Linked DNA regions of Homo sapiens: region 1 is linked to region 2. Evidence: chromatin loops called from intact Hi-C (ENCODE). Cell type or tissue: heart left ventricle. All regions are shown on one strand. Each heading gives the region's core, and the rest is flanking DNA. Links, peaks and the distances in the headings are about the cores only. Region 1 overlaps MAP4 (microtubule associated protein 4). Region 2 overlaps MAP4 (microtubule associated protein 4).

Region 1 (15,259 bases), core at 3,866-11,865, 49 kb before region 2:
GCCTGACTGGCTACTAAAACCAATTGGTGTTTTTTTTAAATTCTGGAGTTAGTAGCTACATCATGCAAGCTGGGAAACAGTGATTAAGAAATAGTGTCACTTGTAGGCTGTGAAAAATCTCAAAGACAAGGGAACATTTTTTGAAAGCTAGATTCAGGGAAGCCACGATTAAATGTATACTTTTTTGGGGAATTGGGGGTGGGGGGAAACGGGGCTACCATTTCTAAATCTTAAAGGAATCATCTTCTTAATCTCATTCCAATTACTTGACTGAATAGAGCCAAAAAAGAGTAAAATTATGAGGAACACAACATGGGCAAGTTTTATGGACTATGTTTGATGGACACAGACTATGCCCAAAACTCAAACCCACATGGAACTGTGGGGCAATGGATATAAGCAACAAACTGGTCAAAAAATGTATCTGTATCATTGAGAGATCATTTCCCATTACTAGAAACACAAATAAATCGGTGCCTACCAATGCTGGTTTGAGGCCACCATTTCCTCATAAGGAGGTGGACTGATTTCATTTAACCTAAAAGCAGTTTGGATATTTAGTCCCACCAGCACAAGCTACATATAAATTGAAAAAAATCTCATGCACATAGCTAGACATGAAATATTTTCTTTCCTCCTGTGAATCCTTATACCAAGTAATGATTAAAATTTAGCTGTAAACTTGATACATAGGAGGCACAATTTTAAAAAAATTAAGAAATGGATGATGATAGGTCTTTTGTTAGACAATTCATTGAAAATTCAACTTCCCCTAAAATTCAACGTTCAGTGCTGGGTAAAAAAGGCATGCAACCAAGTTACCAGCCTCCTCAAGCAGGACACAAGGAACACATTGGCTGCAGAAAACACACCGTAGCAGTTATAGGTTTCATGCCAACAAACCAATGATTAACAAGGATGATTAGAGTCTGGATGGAGCCAAGACACAAGCTCTTTGCCTTTCTGATGCTGACTCAAAAGCCACAAGCACACACATTTCCCCATGGCAGGTTCATACCAGCGGACTTCAGTTGCTTATGTCTCTCTTGTTCCTGGATTGTAGACTTTGGCAAAAGTGGAGTAAGTCCTCGGGACTTGGTGGGTCTCATGTAGCCTTTCATTGGTTCTGCCATTCTGCTTTTATCTTCCTTTTTCCCTTCTCCTGGTGTCTTTGATTCAGATTTTTCTGTCATTTTCTGAGGTGTCTCCAAAATCTTATCTTTGGGTTCTGGGAGTCGAACACCCTTGGAAGCAGTCATTATTACTAACGTATCCGCCACCTCTGAAGGAGGAGCTTCGACTTTGCTATGTAAGAAATCTGACTGGATTTCTGGTGTTGGCAAGGAAACGCTTTCCAATTCCGTGATTTTACAAGCCAGACTAATTTCTTTCAATTTATCATTTTCACTTTTTGGAGACAAAAGAGTCAGATCTACCTTCTTATTCAAACTATCTGAACCTTTGGAATTTCTATCTTGAGCATTTTGGTCCTCACAAAAACTGAGCTTTTGTGCTTTGTCTTCCAGTAAGTCAGGAATCTGAACTGCAACAGACCCTTCTTTAGTCTCTTTCTCTTCATTCACTGGATGTGCTGGGAAATTACCTCTATCTGCATATCCTTCTAGGGCTCTGGCCTCTCCTGGTAGGCTCTGGTCTTCTACTGGCACTCCAGGAAGGAGGTGACCTTTTGCTAGCTCTGTGACTTTCTCTACTGAATGCTTAGACGCACCACTGTGCACTGACTCAGATTCTCCTATCACATGCCCTTCATCGATCCCTGCTTCATTTTTCATGGAATCAGCAAGCTCAGCTTTATTCTTAAGAGAGTGATCTCCATGAATGTTAACTGTTTCTATGGCTGTTGTAATAGGTAGAGCAACTCCTCCTGTGCTTGTAGAGGGCACAACAGCAGAGGGACCCTTGGGTCTTTCTTGACCTGGGACTCCATCTTTGGTGTAGTTATCTACCATTAATGATTTGGAAATCTGGGCTGGGGCTATCTCTTGCCCATTTTTTGCCAAGGTATCTGGAAAGGAATCACCTTCCTTTACTACTTGAGGAGTAGGAGTGGGCAGTTTTTCACAGGCTGCTGATTCCAGAACCTCTAGAGGAGATGATTTATTTATCAGCTCTGATGGTGTTCTGGGACAGGTAAATGTAATATTTCTATTTTCGTCCATATAGGCCATTCCTTCAATTCCCTGGTCCCCTGTGGTTTCCATGGGAACATGTATTTTTGTTGCATCTATCTTATTCTCCAGAATGTGCTTCTCAGGAGAACTATTTTTAACCTTTTTACTTTTTCCATCATTACTCCTTTTACTTGGTTTGTCAGCCACTGCAGTGTATCTATTGGCTGCATCTGTCTTATTCTCCTCAGATACTACTGAAGGAACAAATCCTGCCCCCTGGATTTGCTCTTGGCAGCTCACATCTGTCACCTTGGCAGGTGGTTCAGTAACAGTAGAAGCCTTGACTGTGCTTATCTTGTTTTCCCCAAGAGTCCCAAGCTCAACAAAATTAACCTGAAAATTTCCACCCTTCCTGTCAACTGCTTCCACTGTGGGTGTATCTGGTGTATGTGAGAACGAAGAATCATGCATTTTGGGGAAAGTAAATCCTATTTCCTTGCTTTTATGGGGAATACTACCAGTATCTCCATCCTTCCCTTCAAAAGGTGGGTTAAGGATTTCTTCCTTCCTCTCCATTCTAGCAGGCTGTGTGGAATAATTATTTTTAAACTTTTTGCTTTTGCCTTCATTGCCTCTCTTTTTAGGCTTTTCAGAAATCCAGGGAGCTGCCTCATGATCCTTCCATGGACACCTTCCTTCCTTGCTCTGGTTATTGACACCCATATCTTTGACTACATCTCCTGTTTCTGTGCTAACACCAGAAGTCTGAGTCATGCCTGATCCACTTTCCAAAGGAATCAATGCCTGCATGGTGCCTGCCACCTTAGGCTGAGTCATCTCTTTAGGCTCCCCCATCACCACTGCCTCCGTGAGATCAGCCTTAGTGCCTGGTTGCTTTGAAGAATTCAGCCCCAGCTCCTCACTCTTATCCTGAGTAGTCATTCCTTCAGTTTTAGAGACTGGCTCACTCGGTATGAGAACAGCCCTTCCGTCCTTCTGGCTGTCCAGAAGAAATGGCAGCTCAGATTTTGCTTTTACCTTCCCAGAATCTGTTCTCATTTTCCCAGAACTTCCCCTTCCCTTCCTGCTTTTGCCATCACCTGCCATTCTCTTAAATGGTTCATTCTCTACCCCAGGGACCTGTACCAACACTTGGCCCTGCAGCTGCTCAGAAGTAAAGATGCTGATCTCTTGTCTTTCGTTGGGAAAAGCTTCCTTTTTTAGTTCTTTATCCTCTTCAGCTCCTTCAGGAAACTCCTTCAGTTTGACATTCTGCAGTTTAGTCATTTTACTTTCATTATTCCCTTCTTTTAGATTACATTCTAATGGATTACTTGCTATCAAAGTGGGTACCAAATTTGGTATTTCTTTTGCTGCTGTGGGTTTTGAAACTACACCCATAACCTCTTGGTCCAAGAAAGGAGAGCAACCCTCTTTAAGTCTGATATCCAAAGGGGTTTCTACATTGTATGCAGAAACTTCTGCTAGGGGTCCTTTCAGATTGAGAGGGCCTACTGACTGGCTTTTATCTACAGGAGTCTTCAGGTGGGGTGCAGGCTGTGGTTTGTATTCATGTTGCTTCAGCAATTTCTTGTCTTGGTTTTGTAGTACTGACTTGTTACTTTTGCTCTCTTCCTCTACTCTCAGCTTAGACTGAGAACTTATTGCAGTTTTGGGGGCTTCTTCAGAAGGATATAAAGGAATTCTGAGACTCTCTGAGACAAAGTTCTCAGCTACCAGTCTGGCTGCACTGGAGTTAACTAAACATTCCCTTTTCAAGTTTTCTCCAGATACAAGTCCATATTCTGTACCCATAGTGGTAGGCTGGCTGGGGAGAACACCTGATTTTTGTGTGTCAGCTGCAAATGGATGACCTTTAGGCTTATCTGCATTGTCATCATCCGAAGGTCCTCCAGCCCGTGGTTGAGAATATCTCTTTTGCTTTGGTTTCTTCTTCTTTTTCTTCATCATTATTGGTGTGCTTTCTATATCCCAGGCCTCCCTGCCAAGATCCCTCTGGGGTTCAAGTGAGTCAACATGAATACTTTTTCTTTGGTTCCCAGGCCCACCACAGGAGGATGAACCAGAGACCCAACCTGACTCAGACAAAGAGCAGTGGCCCAGCCTGTGATCAAGAGTCTTCCATGGAGGAGAGCCTCCCAGCAGCTCAGGAGGGACCCTGGCAGGCTTGGGCCGGGTTGACCTGCGGTCACTGGGTCTGCAAACTTGTTTGGCTTGTGTGGGAGGGGTACCGCAATACATGAAGTTGGCTAAAATTCCAAACAAAAAACTCCTCGTTATTGTTTCTTAAAAACAACAAAAAACAAACAAACAAACAAAAAAACCAGACCATATAAATGACTAATTTAAGGAGGCTATTTTCACTAATACATATAGTACTTACTGTAATTTGCTCAGGAAAACAGTCTTTTCTAAAACATTTCTCACTTTTAACTGGCGCTAGCAAAAATATTTAACAGATCATCATCTCAGGTAAAGATTGTTTTCAAACATTTATAAAATATTTGAAATTTCAGAAGTAGCAGGATTGAACTTTTAAAAATGAAACATTTCACATCTTTTAACCTCTAAAAATAAGCACTTACTGCCTGTAAATCTCATCTGATTTATATTGGTCATTCTTAGTGCTTGCCTCTTTTTGGTGAAATTTATTAATTGCTTCAGTTAAATATACATGATTTTGGACAAAATTTATAATTCTAAGACTAGGTCACCAATATTAAACTAATACTTGTCAAACAAACCAGACAGATTCTGGGAACTAGATCAGAAGGCCAGACTTAAGTCACTTCACGCACACACACAAAATATACTGAATCCACATTTTGGTCAGAGAAAAATTCTCATGATTCCAGAACCAGAGCATCCTACTTTGAAAGACAAATATGTTAAATTTCAACATTCTGCTCCTAAATGTACTTCCCAAAAGACAGAGAAATATATATAATGTTAAGTAGGATAATTAATTTTAACAATTAAGATGAGTACCTTTGGAAGAGTTTCAGCAGGTGATCTGGTCTAACCTTCCTCCCAGTTAATATAATATGGATCCAAGATCCTGGCAAGAGTCTCATTAAGAGCAGGTATATGCCAGCTCCTGTCAAGTCTGACCCAATAAATTGATTTCCAAGAATATTATAATATGTAAATAGTGGATTTCATTCTTGTCCTTACCCCTCCAATATCCTCTAAATCCTAGCCTTTGTTTAATATCTCAGGTTAATTATTGCATCGCTCAAAAAATTGCTAGGCTATAGTATCCCCCAGTATTTATAACATTTAATTCAGCAATTAATCAGCAGCTATTCAGTGCCATCTTTTATACTATTTTATTCAATTATTATGTAAATCTTGGGTTTCAGAGTTCATGCCTGAGAACTTATCTCTTCATTCAGGTTATAATATAATAATTCAGGGGGCAAGGACGGGGACTTAAATATCTATATGCCTTAACATGGTGTATTTTGTATACCATAAGCACTTGATAAATCTTTACTGATTTGTTGAGTCAGTAAAACAACATTTAAAAAAAAAATCACACATTTATTTAAGCTCTAGTCTTGTGCTAGGTAGTGTGCAAAGCATTAGAGATTCTAAGTGAAATAAGTCATGGGCCCTTATGTCCCATATGTCAGGATGTCCACATTCCAATCATAGTCACAGAAAAGTAAACAGAAAATCAAGTTGATAATCATATACATATGCTTCTGGGTTATTAAAAACAGGTAATCTTCAAATTCACTGAATAATCAAACTTTAAATTGGAAAGTATCTTAGAGCAGTACCTCTCAAAGTTTAATGAAAATTAGAATTATCTGGGGATCTAATTAAAATGCAGATAATAATTACAAAGGCCTAAGGTAGAGCCCAAGATTCTGCATTTCTACCAGCCTCTCAGGTAATGTAGATGCTGTTGGGCCATGGAACACTGTAACTAGTAAGACTTTAGAGAACATTTGACCAATTAATTTATATTATAGCTAAGTAAACTGAGATATAGGCAAGTTATGTAACTTGCTTAAGACCACACAGGATAGAATAGTGAATAGCTGAACCAGATCAAAATTTGGGTGTCCTTTCTTCACTATGAAAACAGTGGAGAAGGCCAGGCACGGTCGCTCACGCCTGTAATCCCAACACTTTGGGAGGCTGAGGTGGGCAGATCACCAGAGGTCAGGAGTTTGAGACCAGCCTGGCCAACATGGTGAAACCTCATCTCTACTAAAAATTAGCCGGGCATGGTGGCAGGCGCCTGTAATCCCAGCTACTCAGGAGGCTGAGGCAGGAGAATCGCTTGAACCCAGTAGGTGGAGGATGCAGTGAGCCAAGATCACGCCATTGCACGCCAGCCTGGGCGACAGAGTGAGACTCTGTCTCAAAAAAAAAAAAACAACGACAACAACAACAAAAAAAACAGTGGAGAAAAAAAAAATTAGGTATCCTGATTTGCTGTAGTAGTAATTTTTAAAGATATAACAAGCTGACATTCTGTCTAAACCAGATAAAATCTGTCTAAGAGAATTGACTTCATAAACTATACTGCTGATTACCACCATACAACAGGGAACTAGAGACAATGTCTACCATCACTACTCTATCGCCCCTAATTTGTTTCAAAGAGTTCATTTTGTTTTCCTAACTTACCTGAGGTCTCTGAAGAAAGCTCAGAAGGTTGACTGTTGCATGGTTTCCTTTCCCCTAGTTTTTCTAACACAGAATCCTCCTCGGCCGGCAAGCTGCACTTTTTCCCCGTTCCTGTGACGGTTTCTAAAGGTAATAACAAAAGCCACACACGTTTCAGAGAAGCATGATTTCAGCTATTTTCCATCTGCCAGAAATTGGATATGGGATTAGTTTCTGAGGAGTTCTCCTACAAGGGGCAGCAAAGGAGTGAAGTGGTAGTTGGAAGCTGAAGTTGGGAAGGTATGTCTAGTTATGTTACTTTTTTTTTTTTTTTTGAGATGGAGTTTTTCACTCTTTGTTGCTCAGGCTGGAGTGCAATGGTGCGATCTCGGCTCACCACAACCTCCGTCTCCCAGGTTCAAGTGATTCTCCTGCCTCAGCCTCCCGAGTAGCTGGGATTACAGGCATGCGCCACCATGCCCGGCTAATTTTGTATTTTTAGTGGAGACGGGGTTTCTCCATGTTGGTCAGGCTAGTCTTGAATTCCCGACCTCAGGTGATCCGCCCACCTCGGCCGCCCAAAGTGCTGGGATTACAGGTGTGAGCCACCATGCCCGGTCAATGTTTCGTTTTTTAAGATGGGAAAAATAACAAACGTTTGTTAAATGGGTGGGAATGATCCAATGAAAAAAGATTTAAATTGGTATGAGGGGCAAAAAAGGGAAGAATACATGGGGCAATATATCGAGTAGGAAAGAGGAGATGGAATCTAGGGCAAAATGAGGAGAGGTTGGTCTTAATTAGGAGCAGGAACAGTTTACTTATAAAAACGGGAACTTTCATAAGCAGAGACCATGGATACAGATACAAGTAGTTGGGTAGATAATGGAATAGAAGTTTGTCGATGTTCTATTTTATTGCTTGACTTATCTGCAAGAAAAACAGGACAATCAGCAGAGAATGAACATAGAAAAGGTGTTGGAGGTGGGAGGAGGGTAAAGGCGGGAAAGAGTTGTCTAGGAGAGCAGGAGTATGAATAAACTTGCAAAGTACAGTGTGACTGTCTGTACTTTACCTGGCATGATGTTTGTCCTTAGTCTTCTCGAGACTACAACCTGGTAGAGAGAAATACTGAGAATAAGCACAAGCACGTACCTGGTGAAATCATGAAAGTAGGTGCAGCTGACTGCCCCACATCCTGCAGAGATTCTAAATGGGAATCCTCACTTATTCCTTTTTGTGTTTGTGCAATTTCCATGTCTTTAATTGGAACTGGTGTTGCCTCTGTTTCTGAGAGTGGTGGAACATCTTTGGCTGGAGTCACATTGTTGGCCAGGGTCAGAACCCCATCCTTAGCCAGGGGTGCTTCTGTTTTGAGGGCTGGGACCTGATCCTCAGTCAGGGCCACCTCCATTTCTGGAGGCAGACATACGTTCTTGATGAGAACTACTTCTGTTTCTGGAGGTGGAGTCACATCCTTGCCCAGAGCCATTTCTGTTTCTGATAGTGGAGACATGTCCTTCAACAAGCCCACTTCTTTTACTGTGGACGGAGCCACATCCTTGGCCGGGGCTATTTCTGTTTCTGGGAGTTGAGCCATGTCCTTGACTGGGGCCACCTCTGCTTCTAAAGGTAGTGCTTTATCCTTGGTCAAGATCACGTTGGTTTCCGGGGGCAGTGTCATGTCCCTGGCCAGGGCTACCTCTGTTTCTGAGGACAAAGCCACCTTCTCAGCAGAGGATATTTCTGTGGATGATATAATGTCATTAGCCTGTGCCACCTCTATTTCTGAGAGTAATACCAAATCCTTGGCTGGGACTATCTTGTTTTCTTTGGGTGGTCCCATGTCCTTGGAAGGAGCCAAGTCCATTTTTATAGGAGATGCCCTCTCTGTTTCTTTCTTGTTTTCTTTGGGTGGTCCCATGTCCTTGGAAGGGGCTAAGTCCATTTTTATAGGAGATGCCCTCTCTGTTTCTTTCAACAGTGTCACATCCTTGGCTGGGGCTACCTCTGTTTCTGTGGGCAGTACCACATTCTTGGCTGAAGATACATCTGTTTCTGTGGGCCATCTGACATCCTTAACCAGGGCCACTTCTTTTTCTGTGGGTAGTTCCATGTCCTTGACTAGGGCCATATCTGATTCCATGGATGGCTGCATGTCCTTGGCCAGTGTCACATCTAATTTGGTGGGTGATTCCATATCTTTAGCCAATGCCACCTCGGTTTTTGTAGCTAGTGCCATGTCCTTGGCGAGGGCCATCTCTGTTTCTTTAGATGGTGCCATGTCAGTAGTCTTCAGTCCCATCATTATTTCCAATGCTTGTGCTGGTGGCCTCTCTTCTGATGCCATTTCTATCTCCTTGGCTAGCTCTAAGGGAACTAAATTGGAAATTTAGGACACATCATTGTCTACTCATACCTTTGCATTAAAAATGCTTACTTTCTTCAGGCATGAGAGTATTTGGCTTTTGTGACCATAAGACTGTACACATAACTAAGAATTAATGTTAGGCCGGGCACAGTGGCTCACGCCTGTAATCCCAGAACTTTGGGAGGCCGAGGCGGATGGATCATCTGAGGTCAGGAGTTCGAGACCAGCCTGACAAACATGGTGAAACCCTGTCTCTACTAAAAATACAGAAATTAGCCATGCAGTGGCAGGCGCCTGTAATCCCAGCTACTTGGGAGGCTGAAGCAGGAGAATTGCTAGAACCCAGGAGGCGGAGTTTGCAATGAACCGAGATCACGGCATTGCACTCCAGCCTGGGGGACAGGGCAAGAGTCCGTCTCAAAAAAAAAAAAAAAAAAAGAAGAAGAAGCTAATGTCAAGTAACATATTCTGCCTACTCTTTGACAGTCTCAACACTTGGAAGAATAAGATGTAAAATACTGGGAGGACAAGTAGTGGAGGAGAAATGGCAAAGAAGAGAGAAAACATAGGCTTCAAAAATAACACGGGCACAGAATTAGTATTAGAAAGATAATCTGTGGGACAGCAGGTCAGTCATGCTTCCTATCAAGAAAAACTCCAGAGTTCTAAATCTGTACTGAATTTTTGTTTTTGTTTTTTGAGACACGGTCTCACGCTGTTGCCCAAGCTGGAGTGCAGTAGCATGATCTCGGCTCCCGGGTTCAAGCAATTCTCCTGTCTCAGCCTCCCTAGTAGCTGGGATTATAGGTACACGCCACCACGCTGAGCTTATTTATTTATTTATTTAGCTCTTTCACCCAGGCTGGAGTGCAGTGGCGCAATCTCGGCTGACAGCAACCTCTGCCTTCCGGTTTCAAGTGATTCTCCTGCCTCAGCCTCCCTAGTAGCTGGGATTACAGGCACCTGCCACCACGCCCAGCTAATTTTTTGTATTTTTAGTAGAGACGGGGTTTCACCATGTTGGCCAGGCTGGTCTCGAACTCCTGACCTCAGGTGATCTGCCCGCCTTGGCCTCCCAAAGTGTTGGGATTACAGGCGTGAGCCACCGTGCCTAGACCAATTTTTGTATTTTTTGTAGAAATGGGGTTTCACCATGTTGGCTGGGCTGGTCTGGAACTCCTGACCTCAAGTGATCTGCCTGCCTCAGCTTCCCAAAGTGCTGGGATTATAAGTGTGAGCCACCACACCAGGCCGTAAATCTGTACTGAATTAAAAAAAAAAATTCTGATACCTAATACAATGAAAATGTGATGAAAAAAATATATATATGTTAAAAAATTTAAAAAAAGTATTTATGTGCCCGTTAACCCTAAGTGTTATAGTTCAACAATTTAATTCCTCCAGTGGTGATATCACTAATATAAGCAAAACATTTGTGATTGTTCTGAAATTTTTATACCTGCTGTAAGCTGCTAAAAAATACACCTGATGATTTATATTGATTACCAATACTGCAACCATTAACTGATAAAGGGAGTCTCTAATAGTTTACCTGCCGTTGGCTGAGGAGGTTCTGCAACAGCCTCTGGGGAAACAAAGGACTCTGAGTGTGGAGAGTTTAAGGCTTCCACAGACCACCCCTGAGGTACAACAGCTGTGTTGCAGGGAGACATACCTAATATTGAAACACAAACAAATACATTTTGAAACTTAGTAAACATTGGAAACAAAAGGTATTTGATATATTTTTGTTTTGTTTTGTTTTGTTTGTTTTTTTTTTGAGACAGAGTTTCGCTCTGTTGCCCACGCAGACAGAGTGAAGTGGCGTGATCTCGGCTCACTGCAAGCTCCGCTTCCCGGGTTCACGCCATTCTCCTGCCTCAGTCTCCCGAGTAGCTGGGACTACAGGCGCCTGCCACAGCTCCCGGCTAATTTTTTGTATTTTTAGTAGAGGCGGGGTTTCACCATGTTAGCCCGGATAGTCTCGATCTCCTGACCTCTTGATCCAACCGCCTCGGCCTCCCAAAGTGCTGGGATTACAGGCGTGAACCACCGCGCCCGGCCTAAGAGGTATTTGATATTTAAAATCAGCTGCATATATTGCCAGGAAGACACAGACTAATAAAAAACAATGCAAAAAAAGTTTTTTTTCTTTTTTTGAGACAGAGTCTCGCACTGTCGCCTGGGCTGGAGTGCAATGGCACGATCTCGGCTCGCTGCAATCTCTGCCTCCCAGGTTCACGCCATTCTCCTGCCTCAGCCTCTCAAGTAGCTGGGACTACAAGCACACACCACCACACCTGGCTAATTTTTTTGTATTTTTAATAGAGATGGGGTGTCACTATGTTGGCCAGATTGGTCTCGAACTCCTGACCTCATGATCCACCCGCCTTGGCCTCCCAACGTGCTGGGATTACAGGTGTGAGACACCGCGCCCGGCCGACAACGCAAACAAGTTTTAAAGGAAACACTGCTGACATTCTTCAGGTTTTAGCTAGTTGTTAGTAGGTGGTATAGTATATCCCAGTAGTGCCATTAATCAACATTCACTGGCTACTTTCTATATAATATATAAAGGGTAATATAAAGATTCAAAATATTAATGATTGAACTCTAGTTCCAACACCACAACCAACATAATATACTATAGTAAAAAACTGCGAGTCTTAATTTCTTCATCTGCAAAATGAGATTAACACCTCCCTTTCCAACATTAGAAGACAATTTTATTAAAATACTTTGTAGCAGTTTTGTTGTTGTTGTTGTTGTTGTTGTTTGCCCAGCTAATTTTCTTATTTTTATTATATTTATTTATTAATTTTTGAGATGGATTCTTGCTCGTTGCCCAGGCTGGAGTGCAATGGCACAATCTCAGCTCACTGCAACCTCCACCTCCCAGGTTCAAGTGATTCTTCTGACTCAGCCTCCTGAGTAGCTGGGATTATAGGTGTCTGCCACCACTCCCAGCTAATTTTTGTATTTTTAGTCGAGACAGTGTTTCACCATGTTGGCCAGGCTGGTCTCGAACTCCTGACCTCAGGTGATCTGCCCACCTCCGTCTCCCAAAGTGCTGGGATTACAGGCATGAGCCACCACACTCGGCCTAATTTTTCTATTTTTAGTAGAGATGGGGTTTCACCATGTTGGCCAGGCTGGTCTCAAACTCCTGACCTCAGGTGATCTGCCCGCCTCTGCCTCCCAAAGTGCTGGGATTACAGGCATGAGCCATTAGGCCCAGCCTAATTTTTGTATTTTTAGTAGAGACGGGATTTCACCATTTTGGCCAGGCTGGTCTTGAACTCCTGGCCTCAAGTGATCCATCCGCCTTGGCCTCCCAAAGTGCTGGGATTACGGGCGTGTGCCACTGCACCCAGATGGTTTTTTTTTTTTTTTTTTTTTTTTAAGACAGGGTCTCAACTCTGTTGTCCAGGCTGGAGTACAGTGGCATGATCATGGCTCAATGCAGCCTCGACCTTCTGGGCTCAAGCAATCCTTCCACCTCAGCCTCTTGAGTAGCTGAGACTACAGGCATGTGCCACCACGCCTGGATGAATTTTAAAATTTTTTGTAGGACAGGATCTCCCTATGTTGCCCAGATTGGTTTCAAATTGCTGGGCTCAAGCAATCCTGTCACCTCAGCTTCCCAAAGTGCTAGGGTTACAGGCATGAGCCACTGTGTCTGCCTGTAAATGAAGAAGTAGAAAAATGTGGCTGGGTGCAAAGGCTCACGCCTGTAATCTCAGCACTTTGGGAGGCTGAAGCGGGTGGATCACTTGAGCCCAGGAGTTCAAGACCAGCCTGGGCAACGTGACAAAACCCCATCTCTACAAAAAATTAGCCAGGCATAGTGGTACACACCTGTAATCCCAGCTGCTCAGGAGATTGAGGTGGGAGGATCACCTGACCAGGAGGCCAAGGCTGCAGTGGGCCGTGATCGCATCACTGCACTCCAACCTGGGTGACAGAGTGAGACCCTGTCTCAAAAAAAAGGGGAGATGACAGCCCAACTGTGAATCTGTGAATTGTCTCCTTTGATTAATCCAAAGAGAGCCTTGTCACACCCACAGCCCCTAAATCTGACTTTTCTTAGTGGTTAGCTTCAAAGGTGATGTGTGAAAGGCCATGTTGATTGTTTGGCATTAAACAACTAAAGGACACCAGAATATGCCACCCCAAAATACGCTACTTTGGCATAAGGACTTTTTTAAGCTGAAGGCTATTATTAGCCTGGAGATGGCACCATAGGAATCTACACAGCAACCTTTACTAACTAGCTTTTACCTACCATTTACCTGTCTCCCACAATTTGCGGCCCCTAGAGACTCAAAAGTCTTTTCCTTCATCTTCTCACCTCTCAAAAAAAAAATTTGTCATTCTTTATTGAAGAAGCTATATAAGGTGGAATTCTAAAGCCACCTCTTGCGGAGTTACTCATTCCCTAGGTACCTCTCATGTACATATTAAATTCACATTTTAAACTTTGGTCTCTTTTTTCTTGTTAATCTTTTGTCACAGAGCCCTAGTCAGTGAACCAAAGATGAGTAAAGAAAAAATTTTTTTCCTTCCCTACAGAATAAATCCATTTGAAGAAGCCATACCGTAACTGTCTTTCAAGGGATCATTTTGTCCTGCAAATATTGAAGTATCAGCTGTCGCACTGGAGGGAAAGACCAAATCTGCCAGGTCATCATCATGGTACATCTTAAAGGGATCTGGAATATAGAAGAAATCCAAAACTCATTCCTGGTGAATGCAACTAGAAAGATTAATATTTCTTTCTTTCTTTCTTTTTTTTTTTTGAGGTGGAGTCTTGCTCTGTTGCCAAGGCTGGAGTGCAGTGGTGCCATCTTGGTTCACTGCAACCTCTACCTCCCAGGTTCAAGCAATTCTCCTGCCTCAGCCTCTTAAGTAGCTGGGATTACAGATGCCCGCCACCATGCCTGGCTAATTTTTGTATTTTTTTGTAGAGACAAGGTTTCTCCACGTTGGCCAGGCTAGTCTCAAACTCCTGATCTCAAGTGATCTGCCCACCTCGGCCTCCCAAAGTATTAGGATTACAGGCGTGAGCCACCATGCCTGGCCAATATTTCTTATTATCCTATGATGAATATAGATGAGTTGTCAATAGTAAGTAAACCGAAATCATATGTGACTGCACATGGTAGAGAATCAATATTCACTAATTCATTTGTTATGAGTTAATAATAAATAATCCCTTCTCTAAGATTTGGTTATGTACATCAGATAGCCAACAAATGCATAAAACAAAAAGGGCAACTAATGCTCAGCTGTATAACAAACACTCTGAGAGGTGAAAGTATAAACTAAATTTTCAATATATATTTATATAACATTCATTTTAAGTTACTTTTTAAAAAGACAGAGCCATTAACAAGCTTAAAAAAAAAAACCAACAAGTAATTTTTCACCTCATGTGGACATGATGAAGAAAACTGCATTTCAAAACTGTCTGAATGGGACAAGATAAACAATTGTTATCCTAACAGAAGAAATAAACTCTTGACTCAGGAGCTGGCATGAATAAAAGCACTCAAAACATCAGGTAAACTCTTTGTGCTTTTGTACATGAAAAAAAAGCAGGGCCGGGCATGGTGGTTCATGCCTGTAATCCCAGCACTTTGGGAGGCCAAGGCGGGCGGATCACGAGGTCTGGAGATTGAGACCATCCTGGCTAATAGAGTGAAACCCCGTCTCTACTAAAAATATAAAAAAATTAGTCAGGCGTGGTGGCACGTGCCTGTAGTCCCAGCTACCCGGGAGGCTGAGGCAGGAAAATCGCTTGAACACGGGAGGCAGAGGTGGCAGTGAGCCGAGATGGCGCCACTGCACTCCAGCCTGGGTGATAGAGTGAGACTGTCTCAAAAAAAAAAGAAAAAAAAGCAAAGCTGTTCAGGCTAAACAAGAGTTCCACTTTCTGAAGAGGCCTTCTTGGAATTTATTTTATTATCTTAATCATCCTGAAGACTTGTTAAAAATAAAGATTGCTGGTTCCTGAGAATCTGCATTTCCAACTAGTTCCTGAGTGACACTAACACATCACTCCCTTAAGACACTTCAATTGTCAGAGACAGCCGCATAAAAGCCCAGGCCT
Region 2 (15,259 bases), core at 4,852-12,851:
AATTCAGAGACCCACTGCAGCAATGAAATGTCAGGATTCAATTGCTCAAAACATGTCAAAATTTCCCTTCCAAGGTGATTAAGTTGCTCTAATTAACATCACCAACAATGAAAAAGAGGGTACAATGTTTGGTAGGCTTCAACCCAGCTACAAAGTTACCTACAAGGTTGACAGTTTAGAGTGGGTTTCAGAGCAAGAAAAGATTCTATAGCAAGTTCAAGCTGTGGTTCAAGCTGCTCTGCCATTTGGGCCTTATGATCTGGCAGATCCAATGATACTTGAAGTGTCCATGGCAAATAGGGATGCTGAATGGAGCCTTTAGCAAGCAAGAATAAGAGAATCACTGCCCAGACTTCTAGAATTTTGAGAAAATCTATGCCCTCTTTTGCAGAAAATTATTCACCTTTCAAAAAATAGTTTCAGGCTTGCTATTGGGTCTTGGCAGAGACCAAATGCCTAACCATGGGACATAATGCAACCACGTGTCCTGAGCTTCTCATCAGGAACTAGATGTTATCCAACCTATGTAGTCTAGCTTGGCATGTGCAGCACGATCTATCATCAAGTGAAAAACACGTAAAAAAAAAAATTCAAGCAGGTCCAGAAATATGAGTAAGTTACATAGGAGGTAGCTCAGACTTCAGCATTGAGTTCTGTTGCATTGCTTCCTCTCCCTCAATCCAAGTCAATGGCCTCCTGAGAGCTCCATATGACCAGCTGACTGGGGAAAGAAAAAACTCAAGTCTGGTTTACACATAGCTCTGCACAACATGCCAGTATCACCCAAAAGTGGGGAGCTGCAGCACTACAGCCCCATTTAAAGAGGTAGGACTGAAGGGCAGTGATGAAGAAAAATCTTTCCTTCAGAGGGCAGAACGTTGAGGGGTACATTTGGTTTTCCCTTTTGCCTGAGGTAAGACATGGCCAGAAGCAGAGATTTATACTCATTTATGAACAATTATTAAGGATTTTGTTGGCTAGTTAGGAACTTGGAAGGAAATGGTGACAAGGAAATCTGGGGGAAAGATATGCAGATGAAACTCTCAGAACAGGCACAGACTGTGAAGATATTTGTGTCCCATGTGAATAATCATTTGCATTCACTGTAGAGGAGGCTCTTAATAAGCAAGTTGACAAAATGACGTACTTCATGAATATAAATGTTAGACACTTTCCATAGCTACAAGAGTGCTTGCTCAATAAAACCCATGGAAAAAATCATCATGAAGGCTGTGCATGGACTCAACAACATGATCTTCCCCTAAACAGGGCTGACCTGACTAAAGCTACTGCTAAATGTCTAATCTGTTAATGGCACAGACTAACTCTGAGCCCTGAATATGCACCATTTCCCAAAAACTAGCTAACCACCTGGTGGCAAGTTGATTACGCTGGACTTCTATTATGGGGAATAAGGGCAGGGGTGAGGGAAGAGATTTGTCCTCACTAGAATAGACATGTATTCTGGATACAGATTTGCCTTCTCTGCCTATAATGTTTTTGGCAGTTCCACCACCCATGAACTTATATATAAGTGCCCAATCTACCACCATGACATTCCACACAGTGTTGCGGCTGCTTCTTTTTTTGAGATGAGGTCTCCCTCTGTCGCCCAGTCTGGAGTGCAGTGGCACGATCTTGTCTCACTGAAACCTCTGCCTTCTGGGTTCAAGTGATTCTCCCGCCTCAGCCTCCCAAGTAGCTGGGACTACAGGCATGTGCCACCATGCCCGGCTAATTTTTTTTGAATTTTTAGTAGAGATGGGGTTTCACCATGTTAGCCAGGCTGGTCTCGAACTCCTAACCTCAGGCAATCTGCCCGCCTCAGCCTCCCAAAGTGCTGGGATTACAGGTGTGAGCCACCATGCTTGGCCAAAAAAAAAGATGTATTTTTAAAATAGAGACAAGGTCTCACTATGTTACCCAGGCTGGTCTCAAACTCCTTGGCTCAAGTGATCCTCCTGCCTTGGCCTCCCAAAATGCTGGGGTTACAGGCATATGCCACCATGCCAAGCCCACACAGCATTGCTCCTGACCAAGAAAGTCATTTCATAGTAAAGAAATGCAGAAATGGGCTCATGTCCATGGACTTAACTGGTGTTGTCACATCCTATCACACAGAATGGTTGGCCTAATTAAAATAGGGAATTGATTACTGAAGACTAAGTTACAGTTTCAGGGAGACAACACCCTGAAAGGATGGGGTAATGATTTCAATCAGAGACACCTTACATGGTGCTGTCTCCTCCCTCAATCAGAATATACAGGTCTGGGAATCAAAGGGTAGAAGTATGTGCGGCTCCACTCACTATTATATCTAGCAATCACTGAATTTTTGCTTTCACTCCTAACAACTGAGTTCTGCTGGCTTGGAAGTGCTAGTCCCTAAGCAGGAAATATATCTACTAGCATACACAACAATGGTTCAATTGCATTAGAAGATGAGACTGCCACTTGGCTACTTGGGACTCCTTACACCACTGAACCAACAGGCTGAACCTACTGGTTGGGAAAGATTGAGCCCAATTGTCAAGGGGAAACGGTTGCTGCTACACAGTGAAAGCAAGGAGGACTATGTCTGAAACCCAAGGGATTATCTAAGGCACCTCTTAATACTTCCATGCCAAAAATAAAGATTAATGGAAAACTACAGCAACCAAAAAAGGACTGGACTAATGAGGGAATAAATGTTTGAGTCATTTCACCAGGTAAAGAACCTCAACCAGCTGAGGTTCGTGCTGAAGGCAAGGGAAACATGAAATAGGTAACTGAAGAAAGAAGCCTAGATATCAACTGTGGCCTCATTACTAATCACAGAAATGAGGATGAACTTTCTCTTTGTTATATTTGGTATTTGTTTGTATATTCTAACCATTTTCTTCTTTCCTTCTTCCCATTATTATAAGTTGGAATTAGTTCAGTTTAGTTTTGTTTTTTTGAGACCGAGTCTCACTCTGTTGCCCAGGCTGGAGTGCAGTGGTGCGATCTTGACTCACTGCAACCTCCGCCTCCCAGCTTCAAGTGATTCTCTTGCCTCAGCCTCCTGAGTAGCTGGGATTCCAGGGGTGTGCACCACACCCGGCTAATTTTTTTTTTTTTTTTTTTTGAGACCAAGTCTCACTCTGTCATCAGGATGGAGTGCAGCGGCAAGATCTCGGCTCACTGCAACCTCCGCCTCCCAGGTTCAAGCAATTCTCCTGCCTCAGCCTCCCAAGTAGCTGGGTCTATAGGCGTGCACCACCACACCTGGCTAATTTTTGTATTTTTAGTAGAGACGGGGTTTCACCATGTTGGCCAGGATGGTCTTGATCTCTTGACCTCGTGATCCACCCAACTCGGCCTCCCAAAGTGCTGAAATTACAGGCATGAGCCACCGCACCCGCCTTGAAATTAGATTTATAATACAACTTTTGGTAACAAACTAGTCAGTGGAACTTTGTTTTCTGCCACATGAAAATCTTTAAAGCTTATGCTGACGCATATCTGAATGCTTGTCATCAAAGTGTGCAGTAAAAAAAAAAAAGGCAGTTTAAGAAAATTTGAGCATTTCAAAGAAAGCACTTTTAAAAATGTATATACATGAAGGTGGCCGGGTGTGGTAACTCACACACCTGTAATCCCAGCACTTTTGGAGGCCAAGCGGGTGGATCACCTGAGGTCAGGAGTTCGAGACTAGCCTGGAGAACCCCCGTCTCTACTAAAAATATAAAAATCAGCCGAGCGTGGTAGCACACACCTGTGGTCCCAGCTACTTGGGAGGCTGAGAGGCAGGAGAATCGCTTGAATCTGGGAGGCGGTGGTTGCAGTGAGCCAAGATTGTGCCACTGCACTCCAGCCTGGGCAAAAGAGCGATTTTCAAGGGAAAAAAAAAAAAATGTGGCTGGGCGCAGTGGCTCACGTCTGTAATCCCAGCACTTTGGGAGGCCGAGGTGGGCAGATCACAAGGTCAGGAGATCGAGACCATCCTGGCTAACACGGTGAAACCCCGTCTCTACTAAAAATACAAAAAGAAATTAGCCGGACGTGGTGGCGGGAGCCTGTAGTCCCAGCTACTCAGGAGGCTGAGGCAGGAGCATGGCGTGAACCCGGGAGGTGGAGCATGCAGTGAGCCAAGATCGCGCCGCTGCACTCCACCCTGGGCGACAGAGCGAGACTCCATCTCAAAAAAAAAAAAAAAAATGTATATACATGAAGAACATTTTGCTATATCATGAAATAAATGTAGCGCTGTAAGATAAAGGAAGATGAATATAAATGGAGTTTTGGCCATTTTTATTTTTTTTTGAGATGAAGTCTTGTTCTGTTGCCCAGGCTGGAGTGCAGTGGTGCAATCTTGGTTCAATGAAACCTCTGCCTCCTGGGTTCAAGCAATTCTCCTGCCTCAGCCTCCCAAGTAACTGGGATTACAGGCACTCACCACCATGCCCAGCTAACTTTTTGTATTTTTAGTAGAGACAGGGTTTCATCATGTTGGCCGGGCTGGTCTTGAACTTGGGATCTCAAGTGATCCGCCTGCCTCGCCTCCCAAAGTGCTGGGATTACAGGTGTGAGCCACCATGCCCGGGCAGAGTTATGCCCATTTTGCCCCTCCACATGCTGCAGCCATCTTTAACCTGTTTAACTTAATGATTATAGTTTTGTTTTTCTTTTTTCATCTTATTCAGTATATTTCAGGCTATTCAGCAGATGCTTGTGATTCTGGAGGTTCAAATCACTGGTAAAAGTTTATTCTGTTTCCTCAGTTTTTCAGGAGCTTTTCTCCATTAAATGATCTGCTGCCTAAAGTACCCTCTGTCTTCCTCATCAACAGGCGCTAAATTCAAAAAGTACCTTACTGAAACTTTTTTGTTCATAACTTTCATTGTTGGAGTTAGGTCATATCCTGCTAACAACAGTCTTATTGATCAGTTGTAACCCCATATGTTGTGTTTTTATTCTTACTTATAAGAGGTAAATTTTTGTAACAGTCACATCCTTTAAATGATACTTCATTATATTCAAATTCTATATGTAGACAATCTTCAATGCCCACTTCCATCAGGATAGCTGGCAAGTTGGTGAACAGTAAGATCACATTCTTTTTACCAAGTCTGTCAGTCTTCTTACTACTAACACTTCAATACATCAAGAGGACATTAGCACCAATGTAAGATTCTCATGACTTTTCAACATGTATAAATTCCAAATGACAACTTCTGAGTCAGCTCTCCAGGTAAGGCTAGTTCTTTCACTAGGTTTACAAACTCTTGAATATTACTCTTATCATAGAAAAGTTCAATTTGACGTACAAATTCAATTCTAATGTTGTGGTGCTCTAGCTCTTTCTAGACTCTTTCACCTTTCCTGAAACAGATTCTCCATCATAGAGGAGATGGTGTTTTTCTACTTCGCCATTTTCAGTTTTCACTTCTGCCATTTTCTTTGTTTCCTTATCATTAAGGACAATATCAATCTCACAAATCAGACCAAAAAAGCCTCCAAAAAACCTCACTGTCAGTGATACTGCCACATCCCCCAATACTTCACTCCTCTTCCCTCAGAACTCCAAGCCCCTGGCTCCCATCACATGACCTTGGCCCTCTGAAGCTGGAACTTCTATTTGAGGACTGATAAACAGCCAGCAGGCCAAGCACAGTGGCTCACACCTATAATCCCAGGACATTGGGAGGCTGAGGCCGGAGGATTGCTTGAGCTCAGGAGTTTGAGACTAGCCTGGGCAACACAGCAAAACCCTGATTCTATTAAAACAAACAAACAAACAAAAATATAGCCAGCAATGGATACAATGACTATGGGGCTGAGCATGTCCTCATTCCTCATTTTAGAACAAGGGTGAGAGTTTCACCCTCTGACATAGCTGTATCTTGTTAGGTAGAAACATAAGAGTTTCATTGTTATATGGGAGCTCAAATGTGTGTAAAGTGCATATGGAAGCTAAGTAGCCAAAATAATAGGCTATGCAAGTAATCAATATATTGCCTCTCAATTCCAAATCTACCTTTCATTGCCCTGCCTGTAATAATGTAAACATTTCTTCCTAGAGAGCGGGCATGATGACACTAAGCTTAGTAGAGGGCATGGAAGGAAAGGGTTTCTCTTCCTGGTTCTAGTGTGCTTTTGCATCTTCTTACTTCCATGGTGCTCTGCTGGTGTGCAGAACACCCCATGGTGCTCATCCCAACAAGCTTTAGTGGGCATTCTCATGGACATCTTCCCAGGCAAGTTCCACCAGTGCCTCAAACAGGCTTGCTGGTGATGCCGCAGCACCCCCAAGTACAGCTTCCTGCTTAACTACCTTTGAGGTAGAAGACCAGCAGGACTTAATTTCCTGTCGCACCCTGCTGATTGGAACAAGATCTGGCTGAAACCAGCAGATGCTGACAAAAGTAACCTCGAGTTGCCCTCAGGGTTTATTAGCATAAAGACACTCCTACCAGTGCCATGGCAGTTTACAAATGCCATGGCAACAGCCTAGAAGTTACCTTATCTGATTCCCAGAAACTTCCAGCCCCTTTTCCAGAAAGTTCTAAATAACCTGCCTCTTAATTAGCATGTAATTAATAACAGATATAAACAGCTAGCTAGCAGCTCACAGACACCGATTCTGGGCACACTGCCTATGGGTTAGCCCTGCTCAGCAAGAAGCAGCACTGGTTCAATAAAAGTTTCTTTCTCTCACTACTGGCTCACCCTTAAATTCTTTCCTGGCAAAGCCAAGAACCCTCCTGGGTTAAGCCCCAGTCTGGGGGCTTGTTTGCCCCACATCACCCTGACCTGCAGCAACTCAGCAAACATCTTTACTACCAAATGGAGACTTCCTCCAAGATATGCAATCAGCTTTGGGGGCAGGGTGGGGGAGGGGCGCATACTTTTCCAAATTTGTTATTTCTTTGTGTACTCTGCCCCAGCCCTAAGGGTAGTGACTATTCCCTATATCTGTCATTCCTGTATTCTTTAGAGTTCTCTTTACCCCTATAGTAAATTCTCTGTTCAATTTATGGTGTAGCTTCTGTCTCCTGAATAGACTCTGATCCAAATATTGGCCATTAAAAACAGCATAAATCTACATAATAGGAAAGAGTGGAAGAAAAAATGAAAGATGTTTAACCCAAAGAAAATAAATCAGAAGGCAAATGTTAATCTCTAAATGTCTAAAAAGCTATCACCTACCGCAGAACATACTGTATCTCTGTTGCTCAGCACTAACAGCAGCAGCAGAAACAGCAGAATGCCTGTTCGTTTTACACAGAAAAACTGAAGACCAGAAATATTAATTTGTTAAATAGAAAGCAAAATCCTTCAATGAAGACCTCTAAGGAGTCTAATGTTAATACTTAAGTTTACAGTTGACATAGTTTTGCATCTTCTCATTTCATTTTAAATTGCTGAAAACCCACTGGAGGGCCAGGCTTGCCAGTTTTTTGCAGTGAGAGTCCTAAGTTAATTTTTTCACAAGAAACAAAACAAAAAAACTCTTCTTTCAGTCTGCCTGGAGCTCACTTTTGAAGTTTCACCTCCAGTTTTGTCCTCTAGAAACAGAGCATTTCTGCTTCACAATGGACCAATATGCTCCAGTTACATCCGATTAAAATACTGTTACACAACCAATTAAGTAGGAAAAGGGGCTGATGGTCAAACAGAATGATTTAACAAAAGTATATAATGGGTTGAACTGTAAGAACTTTCTATGTGGACATTAATCATCATTCTAATATCATCTTACATTTAAATATTAACCCCTTCAACGAGGTTTCAAAGCACTGAAAATAATTTCTGTCACTTCAGGCAAACAACTATTTTTATAGAGCTCTCCTTTTACACAGCAGGAATCTTAGCCTCAAAGAGGGCAAACAACTTGCCTAAGAAATCAAAGCTAGTAGGTGCTCTATCCACAGCTTCCTCAAAATTTAAACAAATTCATGACAGATAACATATTTCCAGAAAGATGCGTACCAATAACCTGGCAAGAATTATTACGATTGTATCTGGTCTTGTTTTTAAGTTTCTTTTCCCATGTGAGGCCAGAAACAAATAGATATTAAAGATTATTCATTCAATAGCTACAGAGGATCTACTATCCACCAGACAGTGTTCTAGGTGCTGGGCCACAGCAGTGACCAAAACAAAAGCCCTGTCCCTCTCATAAAATTTGTTTCTATAATATCTTCTTCTGGTGGGGAAAGGCAGATGAGATAAGTAAACTATACAAATTATTAGAAAGTGACATGACAAAAGCCACGAAGAAAATTCAAGTAGAACAGTGGGACGAAAAAATAGAAGGGGTGCAATTTTTAAAAAGATAGTCGAGAAGTACTCATTGAGAAAGTGAAGAGTCAATCATGAATATATCAAAGGGAAGAACATTCCAGGCAGAGAAAACTGCTAGTGCTCAGAGCTCAAGGCAGATGCCCACCTGGCTTGTTCAAGGAACAGTAGCAAGAACACCATGAAGCAAAGTAAGTAAAGGGGTAACTAAGAAAAGATCTGGTCAGAAAGATGACAACGACATCATAGGGCCTTGTGGTATTTCATAAGGACTTTGGCTTTTACTTTGAGATGGGCAACCACTGGAGGGTTCTGTGCAAAAGAACAGCATGATCAATGTACAGGACCACTGTAGATGTTTTTAAGAATATGCTGCAGGGAGCAAGCAAATGGAAGCAGAGAGACTAATTTGGGAAGTTATTACAGTAGCCAAGGTTAATGATGGTGGTCCAATCAGGGAGAGAGCAGTGGAGGTGGTGAGATGTGGTCAGGTTCCAAATATCTTTTTCTGACAAACTGGGTGTGGGGTGTGAGAGGAGCAGAAGAGGATAGGGAAACCAAATGTTTAGCCTTAACAACCAGGACAGAATTTCCATTTAAGGAGATGGGGAGGCAGGTGGTTTTTTTCTTCTTTTTCTTCTCTGTTTTGATTTTGGGGTGGGGCAATCATGAATTCAGTTTAGAACATTTCAAATTTGAGATATCAATTCTACATCCAAATGGAGATTTCAAGCTCGAATTTCAAATTTCCTTAGTTCTCACTCAACCCCCTCATGGAATTTAACCAATATTGTATCTGTTCTTACAAAATGTTCCCCATAACTGCTTAGCATTTAAGCAATGTTGACATATTTGTGTATTTCTCTCTGCAACTGGACAAACCAGAACAAACGTACAAAATACCTAACATATAAAGCATCCCTTTAATTCTGAAGAGATCTGTGATATGATGGTTAATTTGAAATTTTTTTCCCTTTAAATATGAGCTGCATTTGTTTATTTCTACGATTTTAACGATTTTTAAGTGTACAGTTCAGTGGTATTAAGTACATTCACACTGTTGTGCAATCATCACCACCATCCATCTCCAGAACTTTTTCATCTTGCAAATCAGAAACTTTGTACCCATTAAGCAACACCAAACACATCCATTCCCCGCCTCTCCCAGCCCCTGGGAACCACCATTCTACTTTGTTTCTGTAAATTTGACTACTTAAGGTAATTTATATAAATGGAGTATATTTATATTTGTTTCTGTAAATTTGACTACTTTAGGTACCGCATATAAATTTGTATTTTTGTGACTGGCTTTTTTCACTTAGCATAGTGTCTTCAAGGTTTATTCATGTTGTACCATATCAGAATTTCCTTCCTTTTTAAGGCTAAATAACGTTCCATTATATGAATGTACCACATTTTTGTTTATTCATTCCATGTGTTGATGGGACATCTGGGTTGCTTCCATCTTTTGGCCACTGTGAATAATGCTGCTACAAACATGAGTGTACAAATATCTGTTCAAGTCCCTGATTCCAATTCCTTTGGGCATATATCCAGAAGTTGGGTTGCTGGATCTTACAATAATTCTGTTTTTAATTTTTTGAGGAGCCACCATACTATTTTCCATAGCACTTTCATTTTACATTCCTATCAGCAGTACACAAGGGTTCTAATTTTTCCACATCCTCGTAAACACTTGTTAATTTCTGTTCTTGTTTTCATACTAGCCATCCTAATGAGTATGAAGTGATATTTCATTGTGGTTTTGATTTGCATTTCTCTAATGATTAATGATGCTGAGCATCTTTTCATGTATTTCTTGGCAATTTTTGTATCTTTTATGAAGAAATGTTTCTTCAAGTCCTTTGCCCATATTTTTAATTTTTTTTTGTTGAGCTCTAGAAGTTATTTACATATTCTGGATATTAACTCCTGAGAAGATATAAGATTTGCAAATATTTTGCCTCCATGGGTTGCCTTTTCACTCTACAGAGATAGACAAAAATTTTCAATTTTCATATAGCCTAATTTATCTGTTTTTTCTTTTGTCGTCTGTGTTTTTGGTGTATATCCAAGAAAACACTGCCAAATCCAATGTCATGAAGATTTCCCTCTATGTTTTCTTCTAAGAAATGTATAGCCTTGGTGCTTTGTTTAGGTCTTTGATCCATTTTAAGTTAATTTTTGAATATAAGATAATGGTCCCAACTTAAAAAAAAGAGAGGGAGAGACAGGATTTCTCTCTGTCTCCCAGGGTGAATGCAGCGGTGTACTTTACCATAGCTCACTGCAGCCTTGAACTCCTCAGCTCAAAGGATCCTCCTGCCTCAGTTTCCTGAGTAGCTGGGACTACAGGCCCACACTACCTTTTTTTTTTTTTTTTTTTTTTTTTTTTTTTTTTTTTGAGACAGAGTCTTGCTCTGTTGCCCAGGCTGAAGTGCAGTGGCGCAATCTTGGCTTATGTAAGCTCTGCCTCCTAGGTTCATGCCATTCTCCTGCCTCAGCCTCCTGAGTAGCTGGGACTACAGGCGCCTGCCACCATGCCCGGCTAATTTTTTGTATTTTTTAGTAGAGACGGGGTTTCACCATGTTAGCCAGGATGGTCTCGATCTCCTGACCTCATGATCTGCCCTCCTGGGACTCCCAAAGTGTTGGGATTACAGGTGTGAGCCACCGCACCTGGCCAATTTTTTTTTCTTTTAAGAGATGAGGTCTTCCTATAGTGCCTAGGCTGGTCTTGAACTCCTTGCCTCAAGCAATCCTCTCACTTGGCCTCCCAAAGCGCTGGGATTATTGGCATAAACCACTGTTCCCAGCAGGATCCAACTTTTTTATGTGGATATCCAGTTTTCCCCTCATCATTTATTGAAAACACCATCCTTTCCCATTGAATGGTCCTGGTACCGTTGTCTAAAATCATCTTACCATGTATAAAAGAGTTTATTTCTGGGCTTTCCATTCCGTTCCTTGATCTATATGTCTCCCTTTAAGTCAATACCACACAGTTTTGATTATTATAGCATTTCAGTAAGTTTTGAAAATCAACAAATGAGACTTCCAACTTTGTTCTTTTTCAAGATTGTTTTGTCTATTCAGGAGGGCTCCTTGAGATTCCGAATGGATTTTTCTATTTCTGCAAAAAACATTGTTCAGATTTTGAGGAAAAAATATCATCTTTTAAAAACACATTTAGGGCCGGGTGCAGTGGCTCATGCCTGTAATCCCAGCACTTTGGGAGGCCGAGGCGGGCAGATGACCTGAGGTCAGGAGTTTGAGACCAGCCTGACCAACATGGAGAAACCCCATCTCTACTAAAAATACAAAATTAGCTGGGCGTGGTGGCACATGCCTGTAATCCCATCTACTTGGAAGGCTGAGGCAGGAGAATTGCTTGAACCCGGAGGCGGAGGTTGCAGTGAGCCATGAACGGGTCACTGCACTCCAGCCTGGGCGACAGAGCGAGACTCCGTCACAAAAAACAAAACAAAACAAAACAAAAAACACATTTAGGCTGGGTGCAGTGGCTTACGCCTGCAATCCCAACACTTTGGGAGGCTGAGATGGGCAGATCACTGAGGTCAGGAGTTTGAGACCAGCCTGGCCAACATGGTAAAATGCTGTTTCTACTGAAAATACAAAAATTAGCTGGGCATGGCGGCAGGCGCCTGTAATCTCGGCTACTCGGCAGGGTGAGGCAAGAGAATCACCTGAACCTGGAAGGTGGAGGCTGCAGTGAGCCAAGATCATGCCACTGCATTCCAGCCTGTGCAACAAAGCAAGACTCCTTCTCAAAAATAATAAAATAAAATACACATTTAGGCCGGGCACAGTGACTCACACCTGTAATCCCAGTACTTTGGGAGGCCGAGGTGGGAAGAACACTTGAAGCAAAGAGTTCAAGCCCATCCTGTGCAAAAAAGCAAGACCCTGTCTCTACAAAAGATTTTAAAAATTAGCCAGGCATGGTGGTGTGCACCTGTAGTCCTAGCTACTTGGGAAACTGAGGCGGGAGGATTACTTGAACCCAGAGTTCCAGGCTGCTATGATCACACCACTGCACTCCAGCCTGGGTGACAGAGTAAGACCCTGCCTCAAAACAAAAAAACACTTTAAATCGTCCTACCAGCGACCGACATTTCAACTGCTGCTTCTGAGGCTCATAGTTGTAGCGATCATTTGTGTGTATCTTTCTTATCCACAACCGTAGCATTTTTCACAAGGAATTTATCCTTGAGAAATGTAAAAAGCATGTAAAATTTAAAGCTAACAGAACTTGAGCAAACAATAGACTACTCAATAATAATTGTTGGATACTGCAATACCTCACTTTCACTAATGGATAGAACAACAAGACAGAATACCAACGAGGAAAGAGAAGACCTATATAACACTATACACCAACTACATCTAATGGACATCTTACAGAACATTCCACCCGCATCAAGAGCCGAATATACATTCTTCTTCAGGACAGACCATATGTTAGGCCAGAAAACAAGCCTCCATATATTGAAAGGGATTGAAAGAATACCAATTATGTTCTCCAACCACAATGGGATGAAATTAGAAAGTAAACAGAAGATTGGGGAATGCACAAATATGCAGAAATTAACACACTCCTAAATAATCAACACGTCAAAGAAATCCCAAAAGAAATTAGAAAATACTTTCAGATGAATGAAAATGAAAACACAACATATCAAATCTTAAGAGGTACAGCTAAAACAGTGGTAAGAGGGAAATTTATAGCCATAAACACCTATATTAAAAGAATAAAATAAAATAAAAATCACCAATCACTAACATAACCTTCTACCAAAAGAAACTAGAAAAATAGCAAACTAAACTCAAATGAGGCAGAAGGAAGGAAATAAAAAAGATTAAAGTGGAAATAAAGGAAACAGAGGAGAGAAAATAGAGAAAACTCACCAAAACTGAAAGTTGGTTCTTTCAAAAGATGAAAAAAATTGACAAACTTTTAACTACATTTATGAAGAAAAAAGGAGAGAGGATTCAAACTACTAAAACCAGAAATGAAAAGGAGATATCACTATGAATCTTACAGGAATAAAAAAGGTTTATAAGGGAATACTAAGAACTGTAGGCAAACAAATTATATAACCTAGATGAAATGAACAAATTTCTAGAAACATAAAAACTACTAAAACTAACTAAAGAAAAAAACGTTTGGGTGGAAAATTCCAAAACTAACATCTGTGGCTATCTCTATAGTTTCTAACAATGCAGCTCAAGAATTAGCACCTGGCTAGGTGCAGTGGCTCACGCCTGTAATCCCAGCACTTTGGGAGGCGAACATGGGTGGATCACCTGAGGTCAGGAGCTCAAGAACAGCCTGGCCAACATGCTGAAACCCCATCTCTACTAAAAACACAAAAATTAGCCAGACATGGTGGTGGGAGCCTGTAACCCCAGCTACTCGGGAGGCTGAGGCAAGAGAATCACAAGCCCTGGAGGCAGAGGTTGCAGTGAGCCAAGATCACGCCATTGCACTCCAGCCTGGGCAATAAGAGCAAAACTCTGTCTCGCGGGGCGCGGGGAGAGAAAAAAAAAAAAGGATTAGTACCATAATAGATGGAGTTCCTTCAAATTTCCTCTACAGAGTTGAAGGATCTCATCCTCTATGGTAAGGCATAAGCAGACAAATCTTATGTTAAGAGAATCTTGCTTTGAAGTAACCTCTTGGTTAGACACTTCTTGTGCCCCCACCTCACACTCTGTTAAGTTCACTATTTATTCTAGCTATTGCTACAGCATCCAGCTGCACATAGGTGTGATTTGACAGCACTTTGTATCAACCAAACCAGAGTTTTCTGCCCTACAACTTCTCTGACACCAAGAGACAAGACATCTGCATCCTGGCACCACACATGTGCAAATCCAGAAGTACAAGAGTGTTAGGCCCAGGAGGCAGAGCTTGCAGTGGGCCGAGATCGCACCACTGCACTCCAGCCTGGGCGACAGAGCAAGACTCTGTCTCAAAAAAAAAAAAAAGAGTCTTAAGCAATGAGAGATGGTAAATGGTGAATAAATGTTATCCACTTCTATAACCAAGATACTCAGGTAGTGAACACTGAGAGGCATTCTATACAGGTCCTCAAAAGACCCCAAAAGACTTAAGCCCACTTTGCCCACAGCAGTGACTAGGTCAGTAGTCATACTTCACTGTATTCTTTTCCTCTAATTTCACTTTTCCCAGTATCCCACTCTTGTGCCCTGGGGCCACTTCCCAAAATAAACTACCTACATGCAAAGCCCTTGCCTCAATATGGATTTTCTCTCAGTAACTAGAACTTAAGATAGGTTTTTTAAAAAGTCTTTAAAAGCTGGGCATGGTGGCTCATGCCTGTAATCCCAGCACTTTGGGAGGCCGAGGTGGGTGGATCACCTGAGGTTGGGAGTTCGAGACCAGCCTGACCAACATGGAGAAACCCCGTCTCTACTAAAAATACAAAATTAGCCAGGTATGGTGGCGTGTGCCTGTAATCCCAGCTACTTGGGAGGCTGAGGCAGGAGAATTGCTTGAACCCAGGAGGTGGAGGTTGTGGTGAGCTGAGATTGTGCCATTGCACTGCGCTCCAGCCTGGGGAACAAGAGCAAAACTCCATCTCAAAAAACAAGAACAAAAAAACCCAAAAAACATCAGAAGGCTGGGCGTGGTGGCTCACACCTACAATCCCAGCACTTTGGGAGGCAGAGGCAGGTGGATCACCTGAGGTCAGGAGTTCGAGACCAGCCTGGCCAACATGGTGAAACTCCATCTGTACTAAAAATACAAAAAATTAGCTGGGCATGGTGGCGGGCACCTGTAATCCCAGCTACAGCAACTTGGGAGGCTGAGGCAGGAGAATCGCTCGAACCTGGGAGACGGAGGTTGCAGTGACCTAAGATCGTGCCATTGCATTCAAGCCTGGGCAACAAGGGCGAAACTTCGTCTCAAAAACAAAAACAAACAAAAAAAAATCAGAATTATATT

What was found. Hi-C counts contacts between places; a loop is a spot of excess contacts. Peaks named below come from ENCODE experiments on the same cell type or tissue, not always from the same donor. Only the 100,000 strongest peaks of a DNase experiment are listed, where the experiment ranks them.
Region 1: it touches region 2 in a loop (1.8-fold over the local background); 3 of 110 quality-filtered maps call a loop at or near these places.

What each region holds. Positions count from the first base shown.
Region 1 is chr3:47,908,020-47,923,278 of GRCh38, forward strand. It overlaps MAP4 (microtubule associated protein 4), which reads right to left. Exons shown (of 21, transcript NM_001385682.1): 5 at 13,746-13,859; 6 at 10,700-10,822; 7 at 7,932-9,155; 8 at 6,798-6,920; 9 at 1,019-4,402. Among named protein-coding and RNA genes, the nearest start is that of MIR1226, 66 kb to the left of the region's middle. In heart left ventricle, for the core only: no CTCF peak of the experiment used is centred there; no DNase peak of the experiment used is centred there; H3K27ac peaks cover 1,432 bases.
Region 2 is chr3:47,955,597-47,970,855 of GRCh38, forward strand. The region is part of intron 3 of MAP4 (microtubule associated protein 4); the gene reads right to left. It also overlaps the pseudogene VPS26BP1. Among named protein-coding and RNA genes, the nearest start is that of MAP4, 53 kb to the right of the region's middle. RefSeq lists a silencer at 6,349-6,458. In heart left ventricle, for the core only: no CTCF peak of the experiment used is centred there; no DNase peak of the experiment used is centred there.